Regions from separate parts of the Mus musculus genome. Here region 2 is linked to region 1. Evidence: chromatin contacts called from ENCODE POLR2A ChIA-PET data. All regions are on one chromosome and are shown on one strand. Each heading gives the region's core, a stretch centred on a gene start or an enhancer-like site at or near the end of the contact. The rest is flanking DNA. Distances are from core to core; before and after follow the strand shown. Region 1 holds the start of Sertad3 (SERTA domain containing 3). Region 2 holds the start of BC024978 (cDNA sequence BC024978).

The links. ChIA-PET counts read pairs that join two places held with the same protein, here RNA polymerase II (POLR2A).
Region 2: POLR2A ChIA-PET joins it to region 1 with 10 read pairs in embryonic stem cell. The contact joins the promoter of BC024978 here to the promoter of Sertad3 in region 1. POLR2A ChIA-PET finds 5 or more read pairs at or near these places in 2 of 5 experiments (Patski and embryonic stem cell).

Annotation. Positions count from the first base shown.
Region 1 is chr7:27,469,011-27,475,255 of GRCm38, forward strand. Sertad3 (SERTA domain containing 3) reads left to right here and starts at 4,830. Exons shown (of 2, transcript NM_133210.2): 1 at 4,830-4,861. It also overlaps the pseudogene Pgam1-ps2.
Region 2 is chr7:27,194,068-27,200,002 of GRCm38, forward strand. BC024978 (cDNA sequence BC024978) reads left to right here and starts at 1,714. Exons shown (of 7, transcript NM_001243888.1): 1 at 1,714-2,040; 2 at 2,839-3,299. The coding sequence starts at 2,947. It overlaps Snrpa (small nuclear ribonucleoprotein polypeptide A), which reads right to left and starts at 2,204. Exons shown (of 7, transcript NM_015782.3): 1 at 1,924-2,204; 2 at 1,377-1,489. The coding sequence starts at 1,467.

The sequences.
Region 1 (6,245 bases), core at 3,580-6,079:
ACTCGGACATGATCCAGGGGTACTTCACCTCTACAAAACAAGGCCAAGGGATCCAAACACAGCAAGAGGTACAAGGAGTTTATCCCACTGATATGAGGAATGGCTTATTTTCTGGTGACCACACAGGACTGTTTCAAATGTCACTAGCAACCTCAGAGTTGCTTTTGTGTGCTGATAATATGTATATATACTTTTTTTTGTAAAAGTAAGTGTAACATAGACTTGACAAGATTGATCCCAACCTTCTAGGGCCAGCAGCTCCTTTAGGGTCAGAGAGAAATTAGGGTTAAAAATCACCATGAGGTTACTTCCACTCTCCACTGGAATGACTATGCCCCCAGTTACCTAACTGCAGGAAGAGTGCAGGACAGGTTCCAGGGACAAAACTGGACTGCAGCTTTTCATTGGTCACACCACAGCACAGTTCCTCCCTGAATTCTTCCTAAGCAGACCCTTAGTAAACAAAGACCTAAGAAAAACTATAGTTACTATCTCTCAACTCTCCTGGTACAGGGAGCTGTCCCTCGATGTGGTCCGAGAACCTGCACCCCCAAAGGCGTTATTCTGACTAGATTCTATGAAGGGAGTGGGTGCAGGGGATAAAATACTACAATGAAAACGGGAGCCACAGGCCCCCATCTGCAGCTACAACTTAAACTTAAAATCCTAAAGACATAGTCAGTGTGGCAGGTGCTGGGGAGGGTGCAGGAGGCAGGAACAGGCAGGGAGGGTGTCGGGGTAGGAGTCTGCCTCTTCGCCTTCACTTCTTCACCTTGCCCTGAGCAGCCACAGCTTCCATGGCTTTGCGCACGGTCTCCTCGTCTCCCAGGAACTGCATGGGCTTGATGGGCTTCAAGTTCTTGTCCAGTTCATAGACGATAGGGATGCCCGTGGGCAGGTTCAGCTCCATGATGGCCTCTTCTGAGAGACCCTCCAGATGCTTAACGATGCCCCGAAGGCTGTTGCCGTGGGCGGCAATCAAGACCCTTTTCCCCTCTTTGATCTGGGGGACAATTTCTTCATTCCAGAAGGGCAGTGCTCTGGCAATAGTGTCCTTCAGGCTCTCACAGGAGGGGAGCTGGTCTTCAGTAAGGTCTGCGTACCTGCGATCCTTGCTGATGTTGCTGTAGAAGGGGTGATCAGGCTCCATGGGAGGCGGTGGGACATCATAAGATCGTCTCCAGATCTTTACCTGGGCCTCACCATGCTTAGCAGCAGTTTCTGCTTTGTTGAGACCTGTCAGACCGCCATAGTGTCGCTCATTGAGGCGCCAAGTCCTGACCACTGGCAACCACATCTGGTCAATGGCATCCAGGACTGTCCAGAGGGTCCGGATTGCTCTCTTCTGCACAGAGGTGAAGCAGATGTCAAATTCATAGCCAGCATCTCGCAACGCCTGCCCGCCGCGCTTCGCCTCCTCGTGGCCCGCCGGGCTCAGGTCGGCGTCGTACCAGCCGCTGAAGCGGTTCTCCAGGTTCCAGGCGCTCTCGCCATGCCGGATCAGCACCAGCTTGTAGGCAGCCATGGCGATGGGCAGAGGATGCAGCAGCAACTGAGGATCGCCGAGATTCTCTTCGCAGCCCGCCCCCCGCCCCGGTCGCGCCTGCGCCCAGATTTACTTATTTATTATATATGTAAGTACACTGTAGCTGTCTTCAGACACACCAGAAGAGGGCATCAGATCTCATTACAGATAATTGTGAGCCACCATGTGGTTGCCGGGATTTGAACTCAGAATCTTTGGAAGAACAGTCAGTGCTCTTAACCACTGAGCCATCTCTCCAGCCTGTTTCTCTACTTTCAATACATGGGTCTTAGTGACTCATGGAAGCCATCTTGCTGGCCCACAACTGAGGTTTGGTTTTGTTTCTGCCATCTCAATTTCTCTTTCTCTGCATTGCCTGAGTGCTTGACAGATTTTCACTGTGTACGTGCTCTGGGACCAGCACTCAGAATACTTCAGAGCATGCAGAGGTAACCTTAGAACTTGTCCTCAGGGGCCCTAGTCCAGGTGGGGGAAGGTAGAGGGTTAGGGATTGACTGTAATTCAGAGAGGGCATCTAACCCGTGCCCTCTGCAGGGGATTGACTGTAATTCAGAGAGGGCATCTAACCCGTGCCCTCTGCAGGGGATTGACTGTAATTCAGAGAGGGCATCTAACCCGTGCCCTCTGCAGGCACTGCATGCGGGTGGTACAGACACATTCATATACACAGAATTAAATAAACCTAAAACATTAAAGAACAATAACTGGTAAATTATTCTCTCCCAGGGAAATGAGCCAATTCAAGCCAGATTAGAGTATATAAAGGCAGGTTTCGTGGGAAGCTGCTCTTGGGCAGGTGCATGGTCCCAAAGAAGGAGGCCAGAGAAGTCACCACGGAAAGGAAGACTGATGAGAAGTGGGGAGGGAAGGAGGAGAGGGAGGGAAAGATAGAGAACAGAGGAAGGGAGGGAGGGAAGGAGGGAGAGAGAGAGAGAGAGAGAGAGAGAGAGAGAGAGAGAGAGAGAGAACACAGAGCACAAAAGTCTGGATTATATAAGGATGAGCCTCTGGGGGAGGGGAAACCCAGCCCCTGGTCCAGAAAGTTCAGGGTAAAGGGCAGGGTAGGCCAGGTAGGCACTGAGGGATGCTGGGAGAACCTGGAGGCCAGGTCCACCTTGGTATGTTAAATACGAACCTAAGCTGTTTTTCCTGGGTCTGAATCCGGGATGGCATGGACCAACTGTGGTCAGGAGGCTCCGGAGTCTAAGATCGCCTACCTATGCATATCGCGGTCCAGGGCTGTGGGGGTAGTAAGTGAATAAAGGTGCTTTGCCATCAGGCCTGATGTTGCATCCCTGCCTCCCATGGGCTGGAAGGACTCTCTCAAATTGTCACCTGACCTCAACATGCATGTCACGGTACACATAAACCCAAAATAAATACGTTCTATTTTTTTAAATAAATAAGTTCCTGGCCAACCTGGGCTACATGAGACCTCAACTTGAAAGCAAAACAAAGAGTTGGAGAGAGGGTTCAGTGAGGACCCAGGTTTGATTCACAGCACCTACGTGGTGGCTCACAACTGTCAGTAACTCTCCCGGGAGATCTGATGCCTCTGACTTTTGTAGACACCAGGTATGTATATGGTGCACATACATACATACATACATACATACATACATACAGGCAAAACACTCACACGTGTAAAATAAATTAAAAAAAAAAAAAAAAAGCAAAACCAAGAGAATGGTGGCTCCGCGCCTTTAATCCCAACATTTGTGGGACAAAGGCCAGCCTGGTCTAGAGAGTAAGTTCCAGGACAACCAGAGTTACACAAAGAAACTGTCTCAAAAAAAAAAAAAAGAAAAGAAAAGAAAAGAAAAAAAGGCATTAAAAACAAACAACTAAACAAAGCAAAACCAAGAACATCTGAAGAACATTTGAGAGTCTGGCTGTCTCACTGCTGAGAGTGTGCCTTGAATTGGACCCTTGCAATAAGGTAAGGGAGAAAAGCCCTGTGTTTATTTCTTAGGAGATATTGGAAGCCATCTTAGAAAAACTGAAAGCAAGCTAGACAAGCTGGTAATGCCTAAATCCTAGCACTAGAAAAACGAAGCAGGAAGATGAAAGATTCCAGAATAGCTTAGGCTACACAGCAAAACGCTGTCTCAGAAAACAAACAAAAAAGTGGCTGGGGATGTAGCTCAGTGATAAGAGTACTTTGGCTAGCACCACCTCGGTGTTCCGTGCCCAACACCACAAAAACTAAGCAAAAGGAATTTTCTTTAGGGACACACCTGCAGCTCCAGGACTAGCAATATGGAAGCCAAGCATGATTAGAATTTCAAGGCCCTTGTCTACACTGGAGTCCTGCTTCACGAGACTGCCTAAAACAAAAAGAATCCGAAAGTGAGTCCTAGAAAACAGGAAGGAGGGTACCAGAGACCAAATAGTGAAGAGCAAGCTAACCCTTCACTACGAAACCATATCACAAAATTAAACACACACACACACACACACACAAAATTTTAAATCTTAGCTCAGTTCTACGGTGTTTGTTCAAAATGCTCAAATGTTAAATCCCCAAAACTAAAAATAATAATAATAATAATAAGTTTGAGTTTGTTCCCAGAGTTGTGAGCAGTCTTTAAGAGTAAACAGCAACAGGCAGACAAATGCGGAAAACGAAAGCGTTGCCTGGGATCCAGGAGGTTCCCCCAAACAAGCAGCAGACCCCTCTAGGTTAAGCATAGACTCCTCCTACAAGACGGGTTGGGGGTGGGGAAGCAGAGCTCCGCCAGCTAAGGGGCGGGGCTGCGGTCGTTCAGGCAACGCAAGCCGCATCATGCTATTGGCTGCTGTCTAGTGCGTCATCCCCCCCCCCGCCCTCCGGTTTGACCCAGCCTTCGGAACTCCGGGGGGCGTGGCCTCCACCATCTGCCCCAAGCCTGCAAAACCGCAGGGAGGGGAGAATGGTGTCACCCGGTGTCACTCTTCAGTGGGGTCTGGTATAAGGGGTCTGCAGTGAAACAGAGGAGTGAGAAACACAGCTGGGTCCAAAGTAGCAGTTCTGACGGCGTTACCAGACTCCACCGTGGAGACTCCGCTCCGCCCCCTGACCAGTAGCCAACCTAAACCGGACCCGGCCCAGTGATGGACGGGGCCTAGCATCCGTGGCTCCTCTTAGCCAATGGCGCCCCGCGGCGGGCAGGATTCCAACCAATCCTGGCTTGCGACTGGCCTCCGGGGAGGAGCCGAGTGGCCCCCAGCCAGACCCAGAGGCCCGGGGAAAGTGAGCCGGACTTCTACCCAGCACTGGTGGAACCCAACCCTGCAGGCTTGTCGGAGGTAGTCGTGGCGACCCTGGCAGCCGAGGTGAGGAGTGGCCGCCTGTGTGAGATTTCCCTGGAGTTAGAGGAGGACGGGGGCGCGCCCCCACGGTAGGCGGAAGCGGGGTATCCCGAGTGGAGAGCAGATTGGTGTGATTGATGGACATTGGAGGGTGGAAGGCTGAATTCCAGCATCAGCACCGAAGGGGGAGCAGGATTACTCAGGAGTTGGAGTTTGGAGAAGCCAGGAAAACGGAGAAAGAACTTTGGAGGAGAGTGTAGGACAGTTTGAGTCTCGAAGAATAGGCTGAGTTTGGAGTTCCACGGTGTTCTGGACAAAGTGAGCGTTTTAAGGCTAGGATATGAAGCATTTAGAGGAACCCGGGAACTAGAGGAACCGAGTATTGGATTCTGAGACGCCGTCGTGAGAAGGGAATGCCGGGGAAGAGTTCACTGACTGGGTCTCGGAGCCGGACTGGGTATTTGGAAAGCCAGAGTCATTTGAAAGTGGAGCCGAATGAGGGGAGATTTGGGACGAGGTCTCAGAATTGGGATATCCAGTTTCGCCGGCGGAACTATGTACCCGAGAGTTATTTGTCGTCTTTGGGCGATGTGATGGGATTTGGACCTCTGCACACCGAGGACAGTTTGGGGAAGAATCCAGAACTTCCTGGGGTGATAGGGACCCAGAGAAAACAGGTTTCTGACTGAAGCCTGGTGGGGGAGGGGCGCTCGGGGCGTGGAGCTCGGATTCACCGCCCCGAAGGCAGTAGAGGGCGGGGCTCGGCGGCCGCTGGGCAGCTGAAGTCCGGGTTCCCTTCCCCCACCAGCCGGAGCTCCCGTACGCATGCTCTCAGAGAGGGCGGGCGTGTCCAGTCTCTTGGGTGTGCTGGGCCTTCTGGGGATTGTAGTTCCAACGCGACAGCCGAAGCTCTGCCTGGAGCCTTTGGGTCCACAGTTCCCAGAAGGCCCTGAGGATACATTGAGGTGTTCTTGGGTCTGGTCTAGCGACCCAGGGAAGGGTGGTGCCTATAAAAAGAGATGATTGGGTTGGACTGGTCGCTAGAGGGTGCAGTTTGTGGTTAGTTTCGCTCTAGCTGGCTTTCCTTTGGGTCGGAGTTTGGGAAATACTCCCTCTCTTTTGAGAGGTCATAGACTCAATTGTAGGAAGCAGGTACGGACAGAAATATTCTTGTTAAAAAAGGAGAAAAAAAAAAGAATTTAAACACACACGTCCCAGCTAAGCCTCGTCTCACACACATTTAATCCCAGCCTTCAGGGAGGAAGAGGCGGTACGATATGAGTTCGAGACACAGCCTGATCCACATAGGGAGTTCCAGAGCAATACAGAGAAACCCTGTCTCAAGTTTGGGTTTGGTCCATTACTCTGTGCTCCATACCTGTTTGTCCTGTGACCTGTTAGGAAAAAA
Region 2 (5,935 bases), core at 464-2,963, 280 kb before region 1:
GAACCAGTATTTACCCTTCCTTAACTTCTGAATTACTTCCACAAAGCAATGCACCAAGGGGCCAGTGCAAGGGCAGTAGAGCATCCATCCACTTCACAAGCCTTCACGACCTGAATATGATCTCAGGAACTCAACAGCTGAAAGACAAAGGCTTCTCTAGAGGGGTCCTGACCACCCTCATGCATCCATTTATAGATGCACACAAAATAAATACATAAAAATAGTCATTTGTGTTTACTTTTTTAAAAATGTGTGCCGGGATTCAGTCTTTGCAGAAACTTTCTAACTATGGGCCTTACTTCCAGACAAGAACTGAATTATTTGGTAGGGATTTCTATTTAAAAAGAATCTTAAAAAAAAAAAATTTTATGTGTGGATTTTTTTTTTTTTTTTTTTGCCTGCAGAAGCCAGAGGAGGATGTCGTATCCCCTGGAACTGGAGACACACACAGTTACGAACCTCCCTGGAGGCAAGGAATCAAAACCAGATCCTCTGTTAGATCAGGCAGCATTCTTTAACCACAGAGCTCTCTCCAGGCCATGCTGATTTTCTTAGTTGCTGAGATTTGAACCCAGATCCTTACTCCTGCTAGGCAAGACTAACACTAGCTACATTCCTCAAACCTTTTGGACACTGGGTCTTGCTATGTCGCCTCAGCTGGTCTGGAACTCAAGCTCCTCCTGCCTCAGTCTCCTGAGTACTGGGATTACAGCCCTGTACCTCCACACCCTAAAAGAAACCGTTTGTCTTTGGTTTCTTTTTTATCTGCTTTGGCCATGTTGTCCCAAATGGTTTCAAACTTTCACTCTTCCTGAAGAACAGAATTACAGCCTCTGCCAACCAGCCCAGTCTAAGAATCTGCTTAAGCAGAACCCCACATTTCTGTCTCATTTTTCTTGCTATTTGATCCCAGGCAAGTTATGCCACCCAAATTCCAACTACTTAATCTGAGAGGCTTGTGAGAATTAAAGACAGTCAAGACTTAGAACGCGGCACAATCACCCACATCACAAAGCCATCCATTGCCCATCCCTCCTGTGTGTCATCTGCATTGTAGTCAATCACTGAGGCCACCACCCAGAGGTCAGTGGACAGAGACAGTCTCATGAAAGCAGACTGATGGCAAGAACGATCCTGGAAGGCTTCAAAGGAAGAAGGGACCTATGAGCTAAAACCTGGAAGATCACTAACAATGCGCAGATTAAAGGGCAGAGTGTAAAACCTAGGGTGAAACCAAGGAACCAGTAGGTACAAAGGCCAAAGTTAACTCCTAACAGACAGAATGGGGAAGGCTGAAAAAGAAATGTGGATGCTAGAGGTGAAAAGGGGTCAACTCTTGTGATATCACCTTGAGTCAGGCTACCCCAAGAACTCACCATCCTTCTTGATCTTCTCATTGAGATTGTTGATATAAATAGTGTGGTTGGCACGGGTCTCGGGAACTGGCATGGTGGCTATGGTGGCCATGGTGTGAGATGTTCAGGTACGGCTTAAAGAGGAGGAAAAAGCGACTTTAGCCCTAAGTTTCCCAAATTCTTTGTTCCAAAGGGCTGATGCTCAGGGATCGCCCTTCCAAGAGGAAGTCGAGTAAGACCGGAATTGGAAGAGGATGTCACAGCTTAGCAACAAAGCCAGCACAGGCCCCCGCTTCTCCAACCCGCGTGCTAAGGGAGAGCTAGAGAGGTTAACTACGAATCCCAGAATGCTCTACGAGTCCCGGCAGGCGGAGCACACCGAGCGGCGCTTCCCATTAGTCCACGTGCGCGAAAGGCGTCCCGGGAGGAAAAAAGACCCCGGATGTCGGAGCCAGTTAAGAAAGTAGGGGCCGACTTGGAACATCCTAGTCTCTCAAAGAGAGGCCTCCCGAAGTGCTCCACCCGCCTCCCCGGCGCCGAGCAGCGTCTACAACCCGCGGGAACCCACCACCTGAGCCGTCGCTCCCGCCGACAACGCCCGCCGAGCTACGCTGCACAGACACACAACTATCTTCCCCGGCAACGGCTTCTCCCTTCCGCGAGCTAATCACGGCGGGCAAACTCGGTAAGTTCAGAGTCTCTCCCCCGGCCTCAGCGTCTGCCAAAGGAACACTTGGGGTCCCGCCCCCTGGACGCGAGGGAACGGACCAATCAAAGAAGGGCACGAGCTTCTGGCCAATTGGGACATGGTTAGAGCTCTGGTGCATTCTAAGACTGCCTTTCGGAAGCCACACCTCTTCCCCTTCCGCCAGTATCACGTGACCTTCAAGAGCGTTGTGCTGGTTGCGAGTTCTATCACGTGGGATGGGAAAGGACAGGTGGAGGCTGGCCGGGTGACGTCATTTCCTCCTGGGGAGGCGCTTGTGCAGATTCCTAAGTTCCTAAATTGATAGGTTTATACCAACTTAGTTGGCCTTTGATCGCTGAGTTGCTGCGACTCTCATACTTCCCCGCTAAGCCCATGACCCGCCCACCATTAGGCTGTTTTCTCACCCACGTGCCTTTTTTGTAACCTCTTAACCCTAGCTCGTAAAGTCAAGGTTTCAAACTCAGGCCCGCAATGCAAAAAGTAGGCAAGTCACATCCTTTAGACACCTCACAACAGATCTGAACCTCCGAATAACAGAAGTGACCAAAACTAGCTTAGCTACAGCAGATGAGATGACACCTACAAAATGTCCCTTCTAATGTAGCCCCAGCCCCATAGCACAGACCACCCTTCGGGATCCTTCAGCATTTGATTTAGCCCAGTTTCTCTTTCCACTGTTTCAAATACTAGCCCAGGTTCTCCCAGAACAACTGGCCAGACACCATATTCTGCTATCAACTCCAGTTTTAATTTTTTTTTTTTTTTTTTTTACAGATCTCAATGTGCAGGCCTGAATATCTCTCATCCAGTTCCTTTAAAAACTGAAAATCTCCATCCTTGGGAGATTTGGGGAGAGCCTCTTATTCTTCCTGTAGACCCCAAATGACTTCTCCATGCTCTTTCCCCCTAAAACCCACAATCTCTCCAATAATTCATGAGACCCCAGACACCAACATTCCACCTCCTTTACCTCTAAATCCCCCGGACCTAGCTTTACCATCCCCTCCTTGTAGTCTCCATACATCTATTTCATCCCCACTGCCGCCCCCTCCCCCCCCTCCTGCTCCTCCCCCTCCCCCTCCCCCTCCCCCTCTACCCTCTGCTGTGGAGCCTGTTCTCCCTCATGTCTATGGCCTGAAGAACAGCCAGCTCCTGAAGGAGGCCTTAGAGAAGGCTGGCCCAGCCCCCAAAGGCAAAGAGGATGTGAAGAGGCTCCTGAAGCTGCACAAGGACCGGTAGGGTCTCCAGCCCCCAAAACCAGCCCAGATCTCAGACAATCACCTGATTACAAGTCACCACAGCCACCCTGCTCTTTGCGGTCCCACTTCCTTGATCTCAAACAGCCAGATGCCTTAAGTACCCTACTTAGTTAGCTTCCAGCAATAGAGAGAACAGCTTCTGCTCGGGCCTGGCTTTGACACAGAAGCCAGTGGTTCTGTGCCTCCAGACAGTGACTCCAGAGTAGCCAGAGTTGTGATAATGGAGCCCAAGGACAGATCTCAGTGTTGGCTTCTAGAATCGAAGCAGCTACAAATGCTAGTGAGCACGTTATGCAGGCCAGTGCCATGAAAGCAGACAGTACCGAGCAGATCTACAGTAAAGACTTTTTAAAGAACTGGCAAAGTGGAGCTGGAAACACAGGGTCAGCAGCAGCGGACGTGGAGTTGGATGGAGGGATTTGGACTGTCCTGAGGTCTGGTGAGCCAGGGAATGACTTCGCTGAGAGAGGAAAGCTACTTTAGAGAATGAAGGTCATGAATCGAGTCCAAGGTCTCAGGAAGAGAGTAGTGCACACAGGGACACGCACAATAAGGGAAGAGACTAGAAAAGAGACCACAGGCCCTTGTCCAGATTGATAAAGAAACTCCTAGTTCCTGACATAGTGGCAACATGCCTGTAATCCCAGAGCTCAGGAAGCCAAGCAGGAGATGAGGGAAGGCCAGCCTGAGCTACATAGTGAGACCCTGACTAGGAAGGAAGGAAGGAAGGAAGGAAGGAAGGAAGGAAGGAAGGAAGGAAGGAAGGAAAGAGGCTCTTACGCTCTCTAACCACATTTGTAAGGTACACACACCAAGTACTCCAGCCACCATCATCAAAATTAAATGCAGAAAACCTGTCACACCACAAAAGTAGTTTGTGTTAGACACTACTCTGAAGGAGTTGTTCACTTTGCTTTATTTTTTGGTCTGTTTTTGTTTTGTTTTGTTTGTTTGTTTGTTTGTTTGTTTGAGAAAGGACCCATGTAGCCCAGGCTGACCTCAAACTTGCTATGTAGCTGAGAATACCTTGTTCTTTCTTCCTCCACATCAGATTATAGGTATACACTGCCAGCACTAGAAATGGTGGTATGAAACAGAGTCTCTCTGTGTAGCTCAAGCTGGCCTGAAACTTGTGGCAGTCTTGCTTCTGCTTCCAAAGTGCTGATACTTCAGGCATGAATCACTGTGGTTGGCTGACTTTTTAGATATTTGTTGTTCTCAGCAACTTCCTAGGAGAGGAACTGCTACTTTCCTGCTGAGGAAGTCCTGGATGAGAAATCTAGGACTCTTAGAAGGATAGAAAGATGACCCTAGTTAGAAGCTCTTGCTGCTCTTACAGAGAATATGAATTGGGTCCCCAGCAACCACATAATGTGGCTTAAAGCCATAGCACCAGCTCTGAAGGATCCAGCATGTCTGGCCTCCGTGGGTCCCAATGACGAAAGCTGAAGGTCCCGCTCAGCCACTTTACAAAGGGACAGGTCTCCATTTGAACTCCAGGTGCCTCTAAGCACCCTGCTGTGGTCTGGAGTTCTCTTAAACTGAGAACCTGGAGCTTTGTGTATCCATCACGTGCGCGAGCATCCCCATCACCACCCCTGGCTTGCCTTCTCACCGTCCTTGGAATAGACAAAACAGGCATGTGGCCTGAGGGACCCGTGTTGAGGCTTGGTCTGTTGCTATGTATTGTAATGCTGAATTCTGTACAAAGGCCAATGAGTGAATTCTCAAATTTAGCAGTTCTTGTTGTGCAAACCTTGCTCCCTAATTTAAAACTGTTGAGATTTTTGCGAGACAGGGTTTCTCTGTGTAGCCCTGGCTGTCCTGGAACTCACTTTGTAGACCAGGCTGGCCTCAAACTCAGAAATCCGCCTGCCTCTGCCTCCCAAGTGCTGGGATTAAAGGCGTGCGCCACCACGCCCGGCTTGCCTGTCTCTATGTATACTGGAGAATAAAGATGCCTGCGGCCTATAACAGGGCAGAAGAGAGATAGATGAGGTTTTGGTTCCCAGGCTTGGGGTCCGAGGCAGGAACCATAAGGAGGAAGAAGATGGTGGAGAGAGGAGAAGACGCCTTAGCGTAGGTGAATCATGAAAACATGGCCATGAGGGCTGGTCAGTTTGAGTTAAGAGCTGCCCTGATGGGACATGGTAAGATATACCTCAGGGTTATTGATATGGAAGTAGACATTAATAGCTAAGAAGGTGGCTGTCTGCGCGGCTCTAGTGCTGATTAAGGCTTACTATTAATATAAAAGTTCTGTGTCTTTTATCTGGGAACTGAATGATCTAAGGTGGGGTAGATAAATAATTGCTACAACAGACTGAGGTCACTGAGACCATGTGGCTGCCTCAGTAGGCCTACTCAGATTCATTAAGGTGATCTCTTGGGCCTTAAGTATATTCCCACCTGGATTACTCAGGCTGAGTTAAAGCTATTTATTGTGTGTCTGGATGTGGGCGTGTGTGTGCGTGTGTGTGTGTGTGTGTGTGTGTGTGTGTGTGTGTGTGTGTGTGTCTCCTTCCAACATGTGGGCCTGAGGAGCTGAACTCAGGTTGTCAGGTTTAGCAGCAGCAGGCACTTTTATCCACTGAGCCATTAAGCCGTTACCC